2 separate regions of the Homo sapiens genome follow, and region 2 is linked to region 1. A link is a loop called in an ENCODE intact Hi-C map of the cell type or tissue named here. Cell type or tissue: CD4-positive, alpha-beta T cell. All regions are shown on one strand. Links, peaks and the distances in the headings refer to the core of each region. The heading gives the core; the rest is flanking DNA. Region 1 has its middle 76 kb from the start of BCAS1-AS1. Region 2 has its middle 16 kb from the start of BCAS1-AS1.

Region 1 (2,915 bases), core at 104-2,603:
TTTAACTATTATGAACAATGTTGCTCTAAACATTTGGGTACAAGTTTTTGTCTGTGGCTTGAATAATTTAACCCTGTGAGACTATGCCCCAGTGCAGTAAGAATCTACATAGAGGGCTAAAAAAATATATCCACACAAATATGATTTTTCCTTAGACATATTTTCAAGCCTACCATCTTTCAAAAAGAAATAATGAGTAAGTTAACTCAGGGCACAATAATTAACAAAGATTTTGAGCTGATCAGTTATGGACAGAGAACATAATGTCTACTTCCACTCAGTAAGTATCACCAAAGAACCCAGAGAGATATGTGACTTTTTAATTGATGGTGCTTAAGTATTCCAAAATGTTATAGAAAAAATATGCATGTGACTCACATGAAATCCATTTCCTCTGTGATGGGTTCTATACATGGGTAAAGGAAAATGAAAGTTGAGTTTGCAATAAATGCACATATATATCTGGAGTCTGACCTGCCTGGCTTCACCATTTTCCAGCTATTTAACCATTAATGCTAGACAGATGGCAGTCCTCCCTCCAAGGCTCAGCTTCTCATCTATAATTGGAGATAATCACAGTCCCTACATTGCATAGTATTGGAAGGATTCTGTGAGCTAGTGCAGGCTCACATAAGGTCTTTGGTTAAAGTTAGCTATTACAAGTAGTAGTACTAGTAGTAGTCATTGTAGTAGTAGTATTTTTTTAGGTGAAGTCTCACTGTGTCACCTAGGCTGGAATGCAATGGCACCATCTTGGCTCACTGCAACCTCCACCTCCTGGGTTCAAGTGATTCTCCCACCTCAGCCTCTCAAGTAGCTGGAAATACAGGCATGCACCACCATGCCCAGCTCATTTTTTTGTATTTTCAATAGAGACAGGGTTTCACTATGTTGGCCAGGCTGGTCTCGAACTCCTGACTTTAGGTGATCCACCCACTTTGGCCTCCCAAAGTTCTGGGATTACAGGCGTGAGCCACAGCGCCTGGCCTAAAGTTAGCTGTTATTATTGGGAATTGAGGGATGTTTCATTAATGGAACCATGGATAGGGTTAATAAGGACTATGAAAACCTAAACATTTAGCAGGAGGGGAGGGTTCGATAGTCCTTAAATCCCCCTCTTTCTGTCTTTTTCTTTTGTTTTCCAGAGGCTGCCTCTTTTGAGAAGAGGGAGAAAAGAAGAAGAAGAGGGAGATAAAAAGAAAATGTTTGTGAAGCAGCCACCAAAAGTTAAAAGAAAAAACTTTATGTCTAAAGGTCAAGTAGTTGGTGGCCACACCTGGGTGAAAGGCAGGGCCAATCCTAGCAGTGAGGTTTCTGGGAGGTGGACGTGGGGACAATGGCTCCCACACAGCCCACTGACTGCATAGCTGGGGAGGCACCATCCTAGCCAGGGTGAGGAGCAGGATGCAGGCTGGACATGCCGAGGTGCAGGCAGCTGCGTCCTCTCAGGCCTCTTGGCAGGAAGGAGATGATATTTTTGCTTCCTCCTGTGGTGGCACCTAGCAGCTGTGGCCTCACTTTTTGTTCGCACAGTGGGAGTGCCCTGCAGTCATGACCTCAGTGGCTTCCTCACTTTCTGGGACCTTTTGCAAAATTCTTGTGGCTTGCCATTTACGAACCTGGTGGCTTCAATGCCTGCAGCACCTTAAAGCCAGATTGCAAAGAGGCAAACTACAGGTGTGTGTCTTGTTCGCACCTGTCTCCCCAGTGACTAGCACAGTGCCTGGCTGCGTTTCTGAAGAAAAAGTGAATGAAGGATGAAAGAGGAGGAAAGCAGGAAGGAAAGAAAAAGGGAAAAAAGAAAAAAAAGGAAGTTTTGTTTTTATTTATTTATTTTTGAGATGGGGTTTTGCTCTTGTTGCCCAGGCTGGAGTGCAATGGCGCAATCTCGGCTCACTGCAACTTCTGCCTCCTGGGTTCAAGTGATTCTCCTGCCTCAGCCTCCCGGGTTCAAGTGATTCTCCTGCCTCAGCCTCCCGAGTAGCTGGGATTACAGGCATGCGCCACCACGCCTGGCTAATTTTTGTATTTTTAGTAGAGACGGGGTTTCTTCATTTTGGTCAGGCTGGTCTCGAACTCCCAATCTCAGGTGATCTGCCCACCTCAGCCTCCCAAAGTGCTGATATTACAGGCATGAGCCACCGCGCCCGGCCCCCCCCTTTTTTTTTTAAGGCGCAGTCTCCATCTGTTGCCCAGGCTGGAGTGCAGTGACATGATCTCAGCTCACTGCAACTTTTGCCTCCCGGGTTCAAGTGATTCTCCTGCCTCGGCCCCCCAAGTAGCTGGGATTACAGGTGCCCACCACCATGCCTGGCTAATTTTTGTATTTTTTTTTAGTGGAGATGGAGTTTCACCATGTTAGCCAGGCTGGTCTCGAACTCCTGATCTCAGGTGATCCACCGGCTTCAGCCTCCCAAAGTGCTGGGAAAAGTTCCTTGGAAGTTGAGATGAAACTCTCTGGAAAAGTTTGCTGTGAAGTATAAGGTAGTGTAAGGATCAAAGGTTACCCTTTTACAACTTCAGCGCTTATAAAATGTACGCGCGCGTGTGTGTGTGTGTGTGTGTGTGTGTGTGTTGTGTAGACAGCATGTTAATTGTCAAAGGTGGAGCCTCTTAAGTCAAACGGACTTCAATTTGAATTCCAGTTCCCCTACTCGCTGGCTTTATGTTCTAACCCAAAGCAAATGCCTTCAGGAAACCTGTTTCCTCATCCATAAAATGGGACTAACAGGAGAATTACTTGAACCTGGGAGGAGGAGGCTGCAGAGAGCCGAGATCGCACCACTGCACTCCAGCCTGGGTGACGGAGAGACTGTCTCAAAAACAAATAAATAAATCAATAAAATTTAAATTTAAAATTAAATTTAAAAAGAAACAAATTGAGCCGGGCACGGTGGCTCATGCCCGTAATCTCA
Region 2 (2,915 bases), core at 294-2,793, 60 kb before region 1:
CTGAAACAGCTCAAGACATGGGATTAAAAACTGCTGTGGAATTTGAACTCACGGACATTCATCTGAGTCAGCTACTCTGAACTCGCATCTACTATAAGGACCTGAGCATTTCCTTCTCCCGTTTCCTCAGGACCTGCTCGGGGGTGTTCAGGGGAAGGTTGTCACAAACATACTTGCAATAAAAATAATCAAACAAATGGAGAGCATGTCTATTTCCGGAATTAGATTCTTTTGATAGTGAAGGAATCAAATGGGATAAGGGGCAGGGAGAAGTCAGGTAAGTCCAATATTACTATGTCCACATGCTTAAATTTCACTCCTCGGGGGCTTATTGTCCCTAACAATGGCCCTTTTAGCTATGGAATACGGGGAATGACTAACCTTTTTCTAGCCTGTCAGTGAGAACTACCACTATATATTGGTAAGTATTTCCGTACAAAATTCACTTGGAAAGGATATTGTTTCAAGCCTGGACAAAGCTCATATTGTCATGTTCCAGTTCCAGTTATTTTAGGCAAGGAAGGGGAATTTCCACTGCTCCCTACAATCAGTTTTGAGCACTTAGCTCTGAGTAATAACTTCCTTGTAATCTGTCAGAGCCCAAGTTATTTAACAGAGGAAAGAAAAAATCCCCTGATACTATGCATGAAATTCTTAGCCAAGCAAGCCACTTTAAGAATACATCAATTAGCTCAGGCAGGAGTAAAGACGTGACCTCATCCAATGGAGAGAATGCAAGCAACTTGATTCTAAAAGGAAGAAATGAAATGAGTCAATGCAAATTCCCAGATAGGATACAAAACTAAGAGTCATTTAATGTCAGTGTTGATGATAATAGTAGCTCCCATTCATAGCATACTTATCATAGGCCAAGCACTAGCCCATCCAAACCCCTTATTGCCCTGGTCCTATTAAAACTATTTAAGTTTTATTTTCAAGAGTCAACTAATGTATGCTAAATAAATAATAGTACAGGTGGCAACAGATATGGCAAAAATCCAAAGTAATATGCAAATGACAACTGGGAAACATTAACTGAACAATACCATTTCTATAAATACATAACAAATACACCATCATAACAAAGAAAGTAAATAAAATTACCGTGTATTGAAATTGGAGTTTAATTAAGTGCCAGCCATTTTATAAGCATTAACTCTAAGCCTCACAAAAGCCCTAAGAATTGGGAAGTATTGCTATTCCCATTTTACAGACATGGAAAATAAGGCTTATATTGCTAAGTCATTGGTTCAAGGTCACATGGCTAAAGTGGCAGAGCTGGGATTCAATCCCACTCTCGCCAGATGCCAGAACCCAGGCAGATGTTACTGTGGCATTATTGGCACTTGTGTCAAGCCCGGTGAGGGATTTCAGCAACCCTCAGTCTGGATGGTACCACACACTCCTCCAGGCAAAGGAAACGCCCACAGGCCACTGAAAAAAGAAGCCACTTCCTGTCCCTGCAAAGAGAGAACATCACCATCCTTGAGTCAGGTTCCTCACCATCTCTGGGCTCAGCCTCTCAGCTAAACAATTTATCTTTGGAGTGACAGGTGATGACTTAGTCACCCTGGCTCTGCCCTTCTCCCGTTTCCTATAAACCAGCTGTGTTTCACGGGTGATTTAGAGCATAACCACAGAACACATAGGCTTTTATGGAACAAGCAATAATTGGGCACTGCAGAGAAGCTGTCATGCCCCCCTCACCCATCCCCCCACCCCATTGGCAGAGCTAACAGCTCCCAGCTGCTCTCATTCAGCAGCACAGAAGCCAATTCACCTGGGAGATTATCTCCTCACTCTTAATGAGGCCAGCCTACAGCCAGTAACTGACTGTTCCAGGCCATGAAAGGCCAGCGCCTTTGCTTCAACATGAGCTAATGCTGGGGTGCAGTATCTGCTCCCGATACACGCAATGTATATCCCCAAGGCATCAGGCTGAAGCTAGACTCCAGTTCACAAAAACCTCTGCTTCGCTCCTTCTCCCACCGTGTCCTGCTTCCTTGGTTCCCACTCCCATGGGAGCCTTCCCTCACTAAACCACTGCCCCCAACCCCCATCCCCAGTGCTGCTTTCAAACCCAAAACACCACCCACCATGTGCCACCATGATGGGTACTGGAGACGTGTGTTAACTAAGTGGGATTTTTGAACTTCAGGAGCTCATACTAGTGAAGGAAACAGTTACATAAACCCAATAGAATAGGGTAAGAACTATAATAAAATGTGCATTCTTTTTACTCTTTCTCTTATTTTAGTACCTCTGTGCACCCAGGCCTATGATAAGCATTATTCAGACATTGTTCCATTTGATTCTGAGAACAAACCCATGAGGGAGGCACTGCAATTAACCCTTTTCATGGACAAAAAAAAACCCCAAGTGTTCACAAAGGTTAATTAACTAGCCGTTAAGTGTAGAGATGGTACTTGAACCCATTCTCTTTAAATTTCCTCGCTCTTTTACAGGGCGTCTTTCCCGCTTCTTGAGATCAGCCGTCAGCAAACCATGCTCCCTAGGCACTGCCTGTTTCTGCAAATAAAGTTTTATTAAAACACAGCCACACACATTATTTACCCATGTCTATGACTGCATTTAGTCTACGAAGGCAGAGGTGAGCGGTTGACACAGAGCCTGGAGGGTCTGCAAAGCTGAAAATATCTACGTCTCCCTTTTTATGGCTACAGGAGTAGCCAGCCCTCCTCTATTTGATGAGCTTCTGTTCTTCTTCAGCCTCAGAAAAAGAGAAACCAGGAATTTTCTTCCGTCCAAATCGAGGTTCTCCATCAACTGCTGCCTATAGTGGAGCCTGTGCTCCCTTTGCCCTGAGTCTGGGAGAACCTTACTCATTCACTAAGCTCCGGTGCAGCACTTGCTGGAGGACAAATTCACATTATCTGATTGGCCTGTGTTCCTCT

The links. Peaks named below come from ENCODE experiments on the same cell type or tissue, not always from the same donor. Only the 100,000 strongest peaks of a DNase experiment are listed, where the experiment ranks them.
Region 2: a loop joins it to region 1, with 2.0 times the contacts of the local background. A loop is called at or near these places in 4 of 110 quality-filtered maps.

What each region holds. Positions count from the first base shown.
Region 1 is chr20:53,838,296-53,841,210 of GRCh38, reverse strand. No RefSeq gene overlaps it. Among named protein-coding and RNA genes, the nearest start is that of BCAS1-AS1, 76 kb to the left of the region's middle. RefSeq lists an enhancer at 965-1,535. In CD4-positive, alpha-beta T cell, for the core only: no CTCF peak of the experiment used is centred there; a DNase peak (open chromatin) is centred at 1,560; H3K27ac peaks cover 1,676 bases.
Region 2 is chr20:53,898,399-53,901,313 of GRCh38, reverse strand. No RefSeq gene overlaps it. Among named protein-coding and RNA genes, the nearest start is that of BCAS1-AS1, 16 kb to the left of the region's middle. In CD4-positive, alpha-beta T cell, for the core only: no CTCF peak of the experiment used is centred there; DNase peaks (open chromatin) are centred at 573 and 1,453; H3K27ac peaks cover 508 bases.